Regions from separate parts of the Mus musculus genome. Here regions 2 and 3 are each linked to region 1. The links are chromatin contacts, found by Hi-C or POLR2A ChIA-PET in ENCODE. All regions are on one chromosome and are shown on one strand. The core of a region is the stretch at or near the end of the contact, and the rest is flanking DNA. Distances in the headings are between cores, read along the strand shown. Region 1 holds the start of Kat6b (K(lysine) acetyltransferase 6B). Region 2 holds the start of Adk (adenosine kinase). Region 3 overlaps Adk (adenosine kinase).

The links. Hi-C counts contacts between places; a loop is a spot of excess contacts on that map. ChIA-PET counts read pairs that join two places held with the same protein, here RNA polymerase II (POLR2A).
Region 2: a map of heart shows a loop between it and region 1 (2.9-fold over the local background). The contact joins the promoter of Adk here to the promoter of Kat6b in region 1. A Hi-C loop is called at or near these places in 1 of 37 maps with a recorded cell type or tissue (heart). POLR2A ChIA-PET finds 5 or more read pairs at or near these places in 3 of 5 experiments (all embryonic stem cell).
Region 3: a map of left cerebral cortex shows a loop between it and region 1 (3-fold over the local background). The contact joins the enhancer-like site here to the promoter of Kat6b in region 1. A Hi-C loop is called at or near these places in 13 of 37 maps with a recorded cell type or tissue (Patski, adrenal gland, gastrocnemius and 3 more).

The regions. Positions count from the first base shown.
Region 1 is chr14:21,498,196-21,501,643 of GRCm38, forward strand. Kat6b (K(lysine) acetyltransferase 6B) reads left to right here and starts at 1,590. Exons shown (of 17, transcript NM_017479.3): 1 at 1,590-1,765.
Region 2 is chr14:21,050,713-21,054,160 of GRCm38, forward strand. It overlaps Adk (adenosine kinase), which reads left to right and starts at 1,862. Exons shown (of 11, transcript NM_134079.4): 1 at 1,862-1,988. The coding sequence starts at 1,927. It overlaps Ap3m1 (adaptor-related protein complex 3, mu 1 subunit), which reads right to left and starts at 1,730. Exons shown (of 9, transcript NM_018829.4): 1 at 1,428-1,730.
Region 3 is chr14:21,148,710-21,152,157 of GRCm38, forward strand. All of the region lies in intron 3 of Adk (adenosine kinase), which reads left to right. Among named protein-coding and RNA genes, the nearest start is that of Adk, 98 kb to the left of the region's middle. Within about 2 kb of position 1,727, at least 1 of the 3 ENCODE cell types and tissues checked has a DNase peak (open chromatin) inside an H3K27ac peak, as active enhancers do; it is left cerebral cortex, where a contact is called at or near this core.

The DNA of each region.
Region 1 (3,448 bases), core at 340-2,839:
AGTTGCCAAGCCGATCAGTGGCTGAGTTTACCTTGTTTCGTTTCCTTGGGCTGAGTCTGAGAGTGTCCGGATTTAACCTAAAGAGGTTTGTGTTTTAAAAACTAACAACCAAGTAATAAAACACCTATAAAAGAGGTTTATAATGGAACTGGTGACAGTTCTGAGTGTAGTGTTACAAGTCTTCTGCTCTCCCCTCTTTTTTTTTTTTTAATCTGCTCTCCCCTCTTTTTTTTTTAATCTTTCATTCACCTCTGCCTTTTGTCCTGGCTTCTTCCTCACCTTGCTGCCAAGCTCAGAAGCAGAGGAAGCTCGCACACCAGAGTAGCCTTTGTGCATTTCTGTCTGCATGTGACAGGGCTGCTGCTGCTGCTAAGATAAGAACTGAGATTATTGGGTCTAACAAAGTACCTACATAGTTGAACAGTAGTTTCTAACGGGGAGTTGAACTCTGCTGCAGGAGTGGCAGTGGCATGAAAATGAGTCATTCAGGGCAGGGAGACTGAAATTCCTGCTCTTTGACATCCTACATCTCCTCATCAGGGGCCCCAAGAACGTCCTGATTCAAGGACAGAACTTCAGGCAACAGGTGGTTTTTCACCCCGGCCACCACACGGGGAAACTTGGCTTTCCCAGGGACATAGGTTTGTTTCCCTTCTTCCCAAAGGTCTGGGAAGAGAAACTGTTCAAACTCTGTTAGGAGGAGCCTTTTCTCAAGTCTACCTTTCTCATACTCTCAAGTATCTCTTACCAGCATCCCACCCAACTCTGGGAAGAGCAGGACGTTTTCTCCAGAGTCCGGAGGGCGCTGCAAGGCATGTGGGCACCTTTAGAGTAGCCTTGCCTGGGCGGCCAGAGGATCCCCCAGCCTCCCTCGTATGGGCCTCAGGAACTCCGGGGGCCCAGGGGAAGCCTGGAAAACCGAACTTCGCCATCAGCTTTCCTTACAGCGCTGGTTGGAGACGAGGGAAGGGCCCCCCAGCGGTCGCCCCCCGCCCAACCCCAATGTTATCCAGCTGCACAGTCCAGGAAGCACCCAGAACGCAGCTCCGAGCTCGCCAGCCTCTCCCGCAGGCCGGGAGAGGGCATCCTGAGGGGCAGCTTCCCTCTCCAGCCTGCGTCTGACATCCCCACTCCCACCCGAGGATGCCTGTCCGCAGTCGCTGAATGTCACTGCTCCCTCTTCCTCCTGATCAGGGTAGAGACAGCTCCTGAGGCATCCCCCACCCCAAAACTGCCGCGGTCGCCCGAGGGTACAAGACCCGGGAGAAGGACGAAGTTTGGGGCCCACGGCGGCGGGAGGGGGGGCGCGTTTAAGAAGACCGCACCTCAGTCCCAGACCTGGCGGACACACTCCCCACCCCAAAACAGCCCAGGCGTCCCCATCCTTTCGGACACCGGCATCCCCGCCCTCCCCTGAGGGCGGTGAGCGGAGCCCCCCGGGGCGGAGGCAGGTACCCCCGGGGCGGAGACTGGGGCGGGCGGGGTCCGGGCTGCGCCCCCGGCCGGGCCAGGCGGGCTAGCGGGCGGCGCGGGGGGAGCGGGGCTGGGCGGCGCTGCCTCGGGCTCTGTGCGCTGCAGCCCGGAGCCGAGGAGGAGGAGGCGGAGGAGGAGAAGGAGGCGGCGGCGGTGGGTCCCGGGCGGGGGGAGCGCGGCGCTGCGGACCCGGGCGGCTGGCAAAGGACGAGGCGGAGGCTGAGGAAGGCAGCGGGGAGACCCGGTCTGCAGCAACAAAGGGCAGCAAGCGATTGGCCGGGCTGGAGGCGAGGTTAGCCGGGGACCGGGGTGGCCGGAGGCAGCGGCGAATAGTGCACGTGCTTGCAGACACGGGCGAGTGCGGAGCCGGGGGTGCACACCCGGTGGGTAGGGGGCTTGCTCCCCCTCCGTATGGGATGGCGAAGAGGCTGCAGTGAGATCGTTCCGCCTGCACCCGGCCTGAGGCTGGCAGGGTAGGGGGTATGTGAAGGGGGTAGGGTGCAAGCCAGGGGGCGGGCGAGTAGTCGCCCGGGACAGGACAGGAGAGAGGGTGGAGGAGGGGGCTGGATGGAACGCTCCGGGCGGCGCGCCCGTCCGCGCGCTCCTCGGCGGGAGCAGGCGACTGAGAACCTCGAATTTTAACTTCGCGTGCCCGCCCGCGCGCGCCCGCCTGCGCCCACCCCTAAATCCTGCGGCCGCCGCCAGCGATCAGCTCTCACACAAACTTTAGCTGCGGGCTAGGGGCTTTGGGGTTGAGTGGGGGAGGGGAGAGGAAAAAAGGCTTCTGATTGGCGTCGTGTACAGCCAATAAGGCCAAGCGCCTCTCCTGCGCCTAGATCCAATCCATTTCTAGAGGTAGAGGGGGCGGGTAGGTGGAAGTAGAGGTGGCGCGGTGTCTGTGAGAGAGAAAAAGGGCTGGACCAATAGGTGCCCGGAAAAGGCGGGCCCCGCGGTCTGTTGATTGGTACTGGCAGTCGACCCTCCCTCGGGGTGGTGCCGGAGGTGGGGGGGGGGAAATGATGGGTCGAGAGGTGTGTCTATGTGGAGGCGAGATGACCGGCAGGAACTTGCCCCAATGGGGGGCAGAGTGTTTAGCGAGCGGGTGACGGACAGACCCGTAGGCCAACGGTTGGCCCTAAGTGTTCGTGCTCTCGTCCAATGGAACGGCGCCGGGGCGGGGCCGCGTCTTGGGTTTAATGAGACTCCATTGGGCTGTAATCAGTGTCATGTCGGATTCATGTCAACGACAACAACAGGGGGACACAAAATGGCGGCGGCTTAGCTCCTACCCCTGGCGGCGGCGGCAGCGGTGGCGGGCGCTACGGCACCTCCTCCAGGCGGCAGCCGTAGCTTCTTTCTCAGGCAGATTCAGCGCCCCCGGCAGGCGCGGTGGTGGTGGCGCGCGGCCAGGTCTGTCACCCACCCCGCGCGTTCCCAGGGGGAGGAGACTAGGCGGGCGGGGGACCGACGGGGGGGTGGCCTGGGACCCTCGACGCCCCTCCCACAGGCCCCTGCGCGAGGGTCACCGCGGGGCCGCTCGGGGTCAGGCTGCCCCTGAGCGTGACGGTAGGGGGCGGGGGAGAGGAGGGAGGAGGAATAAGCTCCGCCCCTGGCCGAGCCTACGGGGCAAGGGGCGGGGCTCAGGAATGGAAGGGCGGGGCAAAGTCGGGAGGGGCGGGGCAGAGGGATTCTAAGGCTTGGGCTGGGAGGGGATTTCTGTGCAAGAGTGAACTGGTAGGATGGATGGAGGGGTCGGACGAGGGCGTGGGCAAGATTAAAAGAACGGGAGATGAGATGGGAAACGGGAGGTGTAGAAACAGGTGTAGAAGGGGGTGTAGGGAGGGGCGAAATTTTGGTGGAAGTGGGAAGGGTACCTAGGACTGTGTGAGGGCTGGTGAAGTGCTGCAGACTGGCGAGATTGCCGTTAACTGGGGACACACTAAGGATGAATTTGGGTGTGGTAAATGAGAGAGTA
Region 2 (3,448 bases), core at 612-3,111, 450 kb before region 1:
CACAAATTAGAAAAAAAAAAAAAACCCCAAAACACATGCCTACTTAAAATATATCTATGTCTTATGCATTAAAAGGGGGTTAACTTTTCTGATTCGCAAGTAGTTTTGTTTTTTTTCTTTAAGTTTTTATTGTATTTGTATGGGTGCTCTGTCTGCATATGTATCTGTACACTGAGTGTGCAGTGCCCAAGAAGGCCAGTAGGGGGAGTAGGATCCCCGTGGGACTGGAGTTACAGACAGTTGTCAGCCACTGTGTGAGGGCCAGGAATTGAACCTGGTTCATCAAAAGTGCATCTAGTGCTCTTAACTGACAAGCCATCTCTCCAGCTCCAAGACTTTTTTTTTTAAATCTATACCGAGAATATATGATTGTCATATTTGATGTGATGGGTGATGTTGGTTAAAGTAATTTTAGTGATAACTCAGTAGGATGTTGGCAACGGCATAGCAGTGTGGTTCTTAGCTAAAAGCAGCAAGTAGGTAAAACAAAGATAAGGAGACTGAGATGGCTCATCAAAAAAGGTGTCTGCTAGCAAGCCTAAGGACCTGAGTTTGAGCACTAAGACCCTCATGGTGGAAGGAGAGAATTGTGGCCCAGAAGTTGGTCTCTGAATTCTACATGTATATTGTGGCATGCAACACACATACAACAAACAAATAAATGTAAAAAAAAAATGTTTAAAAACCAGGAAGACACTGAGAAACAGACGATAATAGCAGTGGGACTCTCTCAAAAGGGGGGCACGTTTTCTTCTTTCAATACAGAGGAAGGATTTATATATTTGCCTGCAGAAAATTCCTTTTCTTCTGTGTAATGTGTTTTCAAGTCAAAATCCCAAATGCCACCAAAAAAAAAAAAAAAAAATTCTTTCCCCGCGAGAACGCCGGATTTTTACAGTGACTCAACTTCTCAACTAGGAAGTTAAAGCTTCAATATCAAACAAATCCACTGCATCCAATCAGCCCACCCCTCATTATGTTTCCATTCTCCAGGCCACCTTCTTAGTTTACAGCCCTGTCACCTGTCTCCTGAGAAGCTGCAACACCCTACTCACTGTTTCCCCATCCCAGGCCAGCTCACGCAGGCGCCACCCTATAAAGAGAGCGTTCTTAGCTTCTTCAGGGGACTTGCCCTCCAAGGCCAAACCTGGGGTCCTACAAATTCAAGTCGTCGGTACTGCACCTCACTATAGATGACATTTCCCGTGCCTGGGGTCCAGGGTCCGAGAACCCTACGTGGCAGGTGCACCGCTCCCTTCCGGCCCAGCTGGCTAGAAAGCCCGGACGTGCCGGGCAGGCGCGGCCCCGGTGCACAGCAGCGGGGACGCTCCTGGAGCCCAGGCTAGAGTCCCGAGCCGGAGCTATGCGGTCTACTCCCCGGCTTTGGAGAGGTCTCCAGCCCGGAGACTCCCCGCCCTCACACTCACCCCGACACCTGGGCGACTCAGTGATTCGGTGCCGGGTCCTCTCTGCACCGCAGCTGAAGCAGCAGAGAATGCCGCGAGGACCCCGCGCTCGGAGTGCCCAGCAGATTGCCTGACTAGCAGCCGCAGAGGCACCAAGGAGGTCGGCTGGACTAGATAGACACAACGAGCGGAACGGCGTTCAGTGAGAGGCTCGGTGTCTACAGAGGTTGAAGATCTGACTCTTCCACATTACTCAGGGGCTGAAGGAACGGGGAGGTTGGCACTCCCTGAGCGCAGGCGCTCACCCGCAGCCTAACTCCGTTTGGGGTCCCTTACCGTAGTAATCGAGGTCCTGTAGGGAAGCGCGTAGAGCCAATGGTTATGGACTAGAGTCACGGATTGGGCGGAGCTTGGAGAGGCGGGGCTTAGTGGAAAGGGGGCGGTGACGAGCTGAGGGGCGGGGCCACCGGACTGAGGGGCGGGACGCGCGGCAGAGCCAAACTACGGTGAGAGTGTGAAGATGGCAGCTGCGGACGAGCCCAAGCCCAAAAAGCTCAAGGTGGAAGCGCCACAAGCGCTGAGGTGAGAGCTGCCCTACGTGGGGGAGGAGGGAGATGGCACTCGCAGTGAGCCAAGGCCCACGTGGGCTGGCGCAGCTGGTTGGTGGCTGCGTTCGTGGGGCCAACGCGCTGGACCTGCAGCTCGGGGAGTTGCCCGCGTAGCTGCTGTTCCCCTCAGTGCCCTCTTGTTCTGGACTCTGCTCAGGTGCATTCTCGGCCCTGGCAGCCACTGACCAATCAGAGCTGCTGGCCCGGGGGCCGAGCCTTCCTCTGGCGCCACGTGCTTGTCTTCGCGGGCCGCGCTAGCGCGACCCCAAAGGACCTATCTGGAGCTGCATCCTTTCCTAGGGTATTTAGCGGGAAGGCGCCCGGCGCCTCCTGGACCCTGGTAAAAGATAACATTCTTGGAATTCTTCAGAAGGCGTTGCAGAAGAGCGTTTTGAGTTTTCCGTCAGCTTTCTGAAATCATCTTTGGAGACCCCCTTCATGGGACCCCCAAGCAACCTCAGGCTTAGGTTAGGAAAGTTTTTGTTTGTTTTTCTTTTTTTCCCCTTTGCATATTTGGCAGGAGCGGAGAGCTCTCTCTCCCAACACCTGACGCACAATTGATGTTGCAACTTTCATTTACAAAAAGCCGTTCGTTTTTTTAAAAAAAATTTCTTCCTAATAAGTATAAAGTCCAGCGCGCTCAGTGTCTGATGACTTTGAAGTGCTCATTGGAAGGCAGTGATTTTGCTACCTAAAAATAGACGCATCAAACTGATTTAAAACCGTGGGCCTGTTACTGATTATACAAGGCAAATTCCATTTATTTCAACATATTTTTTCCATGTTCAAAAGGAGAATTGATTCACAACTGAAAAGGAAAGTTGGGGGGTCCCAAATCATGTTCTTGGTGGAATGGGTCTGAGCAGGTCCCTTTTAGTGGGTTTATTTAGTGCCTATTATTCTTAGAAGGTTATTGTGCATGTCTAATACCACAAACGTAAAACATTAAAAAAAAAACAACCAAAAAACTGAGGATGTTTTATTTTAAATTTTAGATTATCTGGGTCAGTGAGATGGCTCAGCAGATAAGGGCATTTGCTGCCAAGTCGGATGACCTGAGTTCAGTCAGACTCCAGGACACACGTGGTGGACGGAGTGAACCTATTCTGTTCTTCTGTTGTCCTCTGGCCCCGCCCACTGAATAAACGCATACTGTCTCCTTAGATTTTCTTTTAATAAAAATGATACTTTATATATTATGATGATCCATTTTAACAGTGCTTACCATCTGAAGTAACGGTATAAAGAAGCCTCCATGAAAGAAATGCAGGGATTAACCTTATTTTACAGGTGAGGATATTGAAGCTCAAAGAAAACATTTAAGAAAGGAAAATTCGAACCCTGGGCATCAGGATTCAAGTTTATTATTTGGTTCTAGTGTGTTTACACAACATCCAAGACATGCTTCTATTCGAGTATGCATTTTTAAAAATG
Region 3 (3,448 bases), core at 477-2,976, 350 kb before region 1:
AGTGATTTGCCAGAATTATACATCTAATAGCTACCAACATAGCCACATGAAGTAGCTGCTATGATTCTTTTTTTTTTTATCTTTTCTTTTTATTTATTTATTTATTTTTAGATATTTTCTTTATATACATTTCAAATGCTGCTGCTATGATTCTTGTAAGCTTCTCAGATGAGAAACAAGAGGCGCTGCATTTGTTCACAGTCACTTGTCTGGGTATCAAAGAGGTGAGGTTTCAGTGTAGGTCACCCTTTATCCTAAACCTCAGTGTAAGTACTGCTGGAGTTGTACATGGGAGTGTGTGGATACAGTCATTCAAAATAGATCTAGGTGAGAAGAGACAAGCTAGGGGTCAAGGAAATCTACATTTAAAGGTTAGGCCAGAAGAACAAGAAATAAAGAAACGAGAAATAGGAGAACCAGGTGGGCACTATGTCTTATTAACTAAGTTATGTATGTAAATGACAAATGAATTACTGACTCAGTGGAAAACAAAACTATAAAAGTAAATTCATGTGTTATATGAATCTATTTTTTATAAAATTTAAATAAAAACAGTTTGCATTTAAAATTTATCTGATTTAGAAATACATTATGTCAGACATTGATATTTTCTGGATGACTGCCTCCCCTCCTATTTTTTTTTTCTTTCTTAGATTTTATTTTTTAATTTAAACATTAGTGTGTGTGTCTCTTTGTGTGGTTATGTGTCCAGTGTGTCCTAGAGCCAGAAGAGTGTTTCAATCTTCTGGAGCTAGGCTCGGGAGGGGATGAGCTGCCTATGTCTTCTCCAAAAGAAGCAGGCACAGTGTACCCATGGTGGGGCATAAAGAATTCTCATTTGGAGATGGGGAAGATGAAGTACATGATGTCATAATATACCTGAAAATCCATGTCTTCCTGTAACCATCTGGAAAATCACCTCGTTCTTTCTTAGCATAATATTTTGCATGCGTTTAGGATTCATAGACCCAAGAGACGGGAAGTGTAACTAGAGTAATCTTGACTACAAATGGAATTCAGTGATGTTTCCAAACTGGACTCATGTAAGAACAGGAGCTTGGCTGGGCCTTAATGGTCCTAAACCCAAGGACTCAGGTGGCCAGAAGTTGTTTCTCAGCTTCCCCATGTCGGTTGCAAATTAACATCATTCCTCAGTTCCTGCCATGCTCAGGTGTCACCTGCTGTAATGCCCTGCTCAGGTGTCACCTGCTGGAATGCCCTGCTCAGGTGTCACCTGCTGTAATGGGCTCATGCTAGCTTGCTTTCTTCTCACTTGAAACACTATCAGTACTTCCGATAGTCAGTGTTAGATGCTACATTTATATTCAAGATAGGCATCTAGAAAAAAATAACCCTTTTATAAGACTAAGTATTTCCCTATTCTTCTGAAGGGTAACTTCAAGTGACGCACCTATAACTGGGTTTCACTTGTGTAATGGCCAAAACCTTTTCAAGTTTACACTTTGGATGGCTTTGTAAATTTGGCATTTTTTTGACAAGGTTACGTATGGCATTAGCAATTTGCCTAAAGAATGAAAAGAAAACGCCAACTGTTTTGTTTGTTTTTATGACTTGTGAAGATTTTGCATTTTAGTTTTCTGAGTTCTTTTCCTAAAGGCCCGGGTGTTTGGTTTTTTCTTGTTGTTGCTGATCACCTCAGGAGCTTCCTGGGTTTGGGGAGAGTGACCCTTCACGATCTCTTTTAGACTAAAGAGATCGAGTTTTCTAATGTTGTGTGGAAGGTTATATTTAGCTGTTGGTATTTCAAGTTGGAACACTTCATTCGGCTGTACCTTTAGTCAATGAGTCATCTGGAGAAAATGGGCTGCTCTTGCTTTTAGGAAGAGTCTGTAGCAAATAATAATAATAAGTTAAGCTCTGTGGGAGATTTTATGCCAAATAACAAGCTTAAAATGGAAAATGTTTTGTAACATTTTATTGCCCATATGCAAAATATATACTAAAGGATATAGAAGCATTTGGCTCATTATTGTCTTCAGCTGATTAAAAAAAAAAAGTAGCCCTGATGTCAGGCATTTTCTACAAAGCATTGTGTGGACTGTTTTTTTAGTTGTAGACAAGTCGAAAGCCAGCATAAGCTCTATGGAATTATTTTATTTATACAGTAAACAGCAGTGGCTAAAGCTTCATGGTAGTTGTCCATATTGTGGTTATTGAAATGTTTTCAAATAACATTTGTTAAAAAAATGCCTATATCACTTCATTTTTATTTTAGGAGCTTTCTATTAGTCAAGATTCTTTAAGGTGTAGGGAGCAAGGGATGTGGGAGATGTGGGGTCTAATTTTATATACCTTTGTATCGCATATGTCACACTGATTGCATATTTCATCTTTCCCATCTGGAACAAAGCAACATATGTAATACTGGAGATTTAGAAATCTTAAGGTCCTGCAATCCCAATTTTTAAATCTGAACTACCTTTTCTGCTTTTATATTCTTAGCTCAGTGAGCAGGTTGGATTTTTAGAGTTCTAAGTTAGATAATGAGATTCAGATAAAGATGACTGAGATCGGCAAATACTAATAAAAGGAATATTATTTACAATGTTATTAAATTGACTACAGTTTTGTAAAACCAGTGTCAACCTAAGAGGTCAGCGAGATTTCTCAGCAGAGAGAGGCAGGTGAAGGTGATTTCTAAGCAAACCCGATGACCAGGTTTAATCCCTAGAACCCATGAAATCGTACAAGGAGAAAAACATCTCCACAAAGTTTTCATCTGGCCTCAATGTGTAGGCTAGGAATGAACACCACACATCATTTACAAACACCAAGAATCAACTGAAAAATAATTAAAAACAAATATATTAGTGGTTGATGATCATAGAGTTAATAACCCAAATATTTTAATACTTTTCTCTATACCAAGCCATAATTTAAGGACTAACCACAGTATAAACGAAATATAAACATATATTGATACTATAGTAGATTTATTTCAGAATGAAAGAATTGTTCTAATTAGGTTATCTGCTAATATAACTTGTTTGGTTGGTTTGGTTTGGTTTTTTGAGATAGGGTTTCTCTGTGTAGCCTTGGCTGTCTTGGAACTAGCTCTGTAGACCAGGCTGGCCTCGAACCCTGCTCTGTCTGCCTGTTCCCAAGTGCTGGGACTAAAAGAGTGGGCCACAACTTGACTTCTGCTGATATAATTTATTGTGCTTTCTTTACATGTCTCCTAAGGGTGTCTGTTTGCTCAGGAAGTCCAGATTAGGTGAGCCTGTGGGCTTCTCTGCTGCTTTCAACAGCAGAGCTTATCCAGTGAAACCTAACTTTTTAAAAGCTGTTATTCCAATGTGGACTCCTGTCATTTCTAGGACAGCATATGGAGCATACTTGTAGATAATGGTTAATTTCATAAAGTAGTTATTGATGCTTTTGGTTAAGTTCCTCTTTATTTTATAGTTTATCCTTTTCTGTTGGTCCT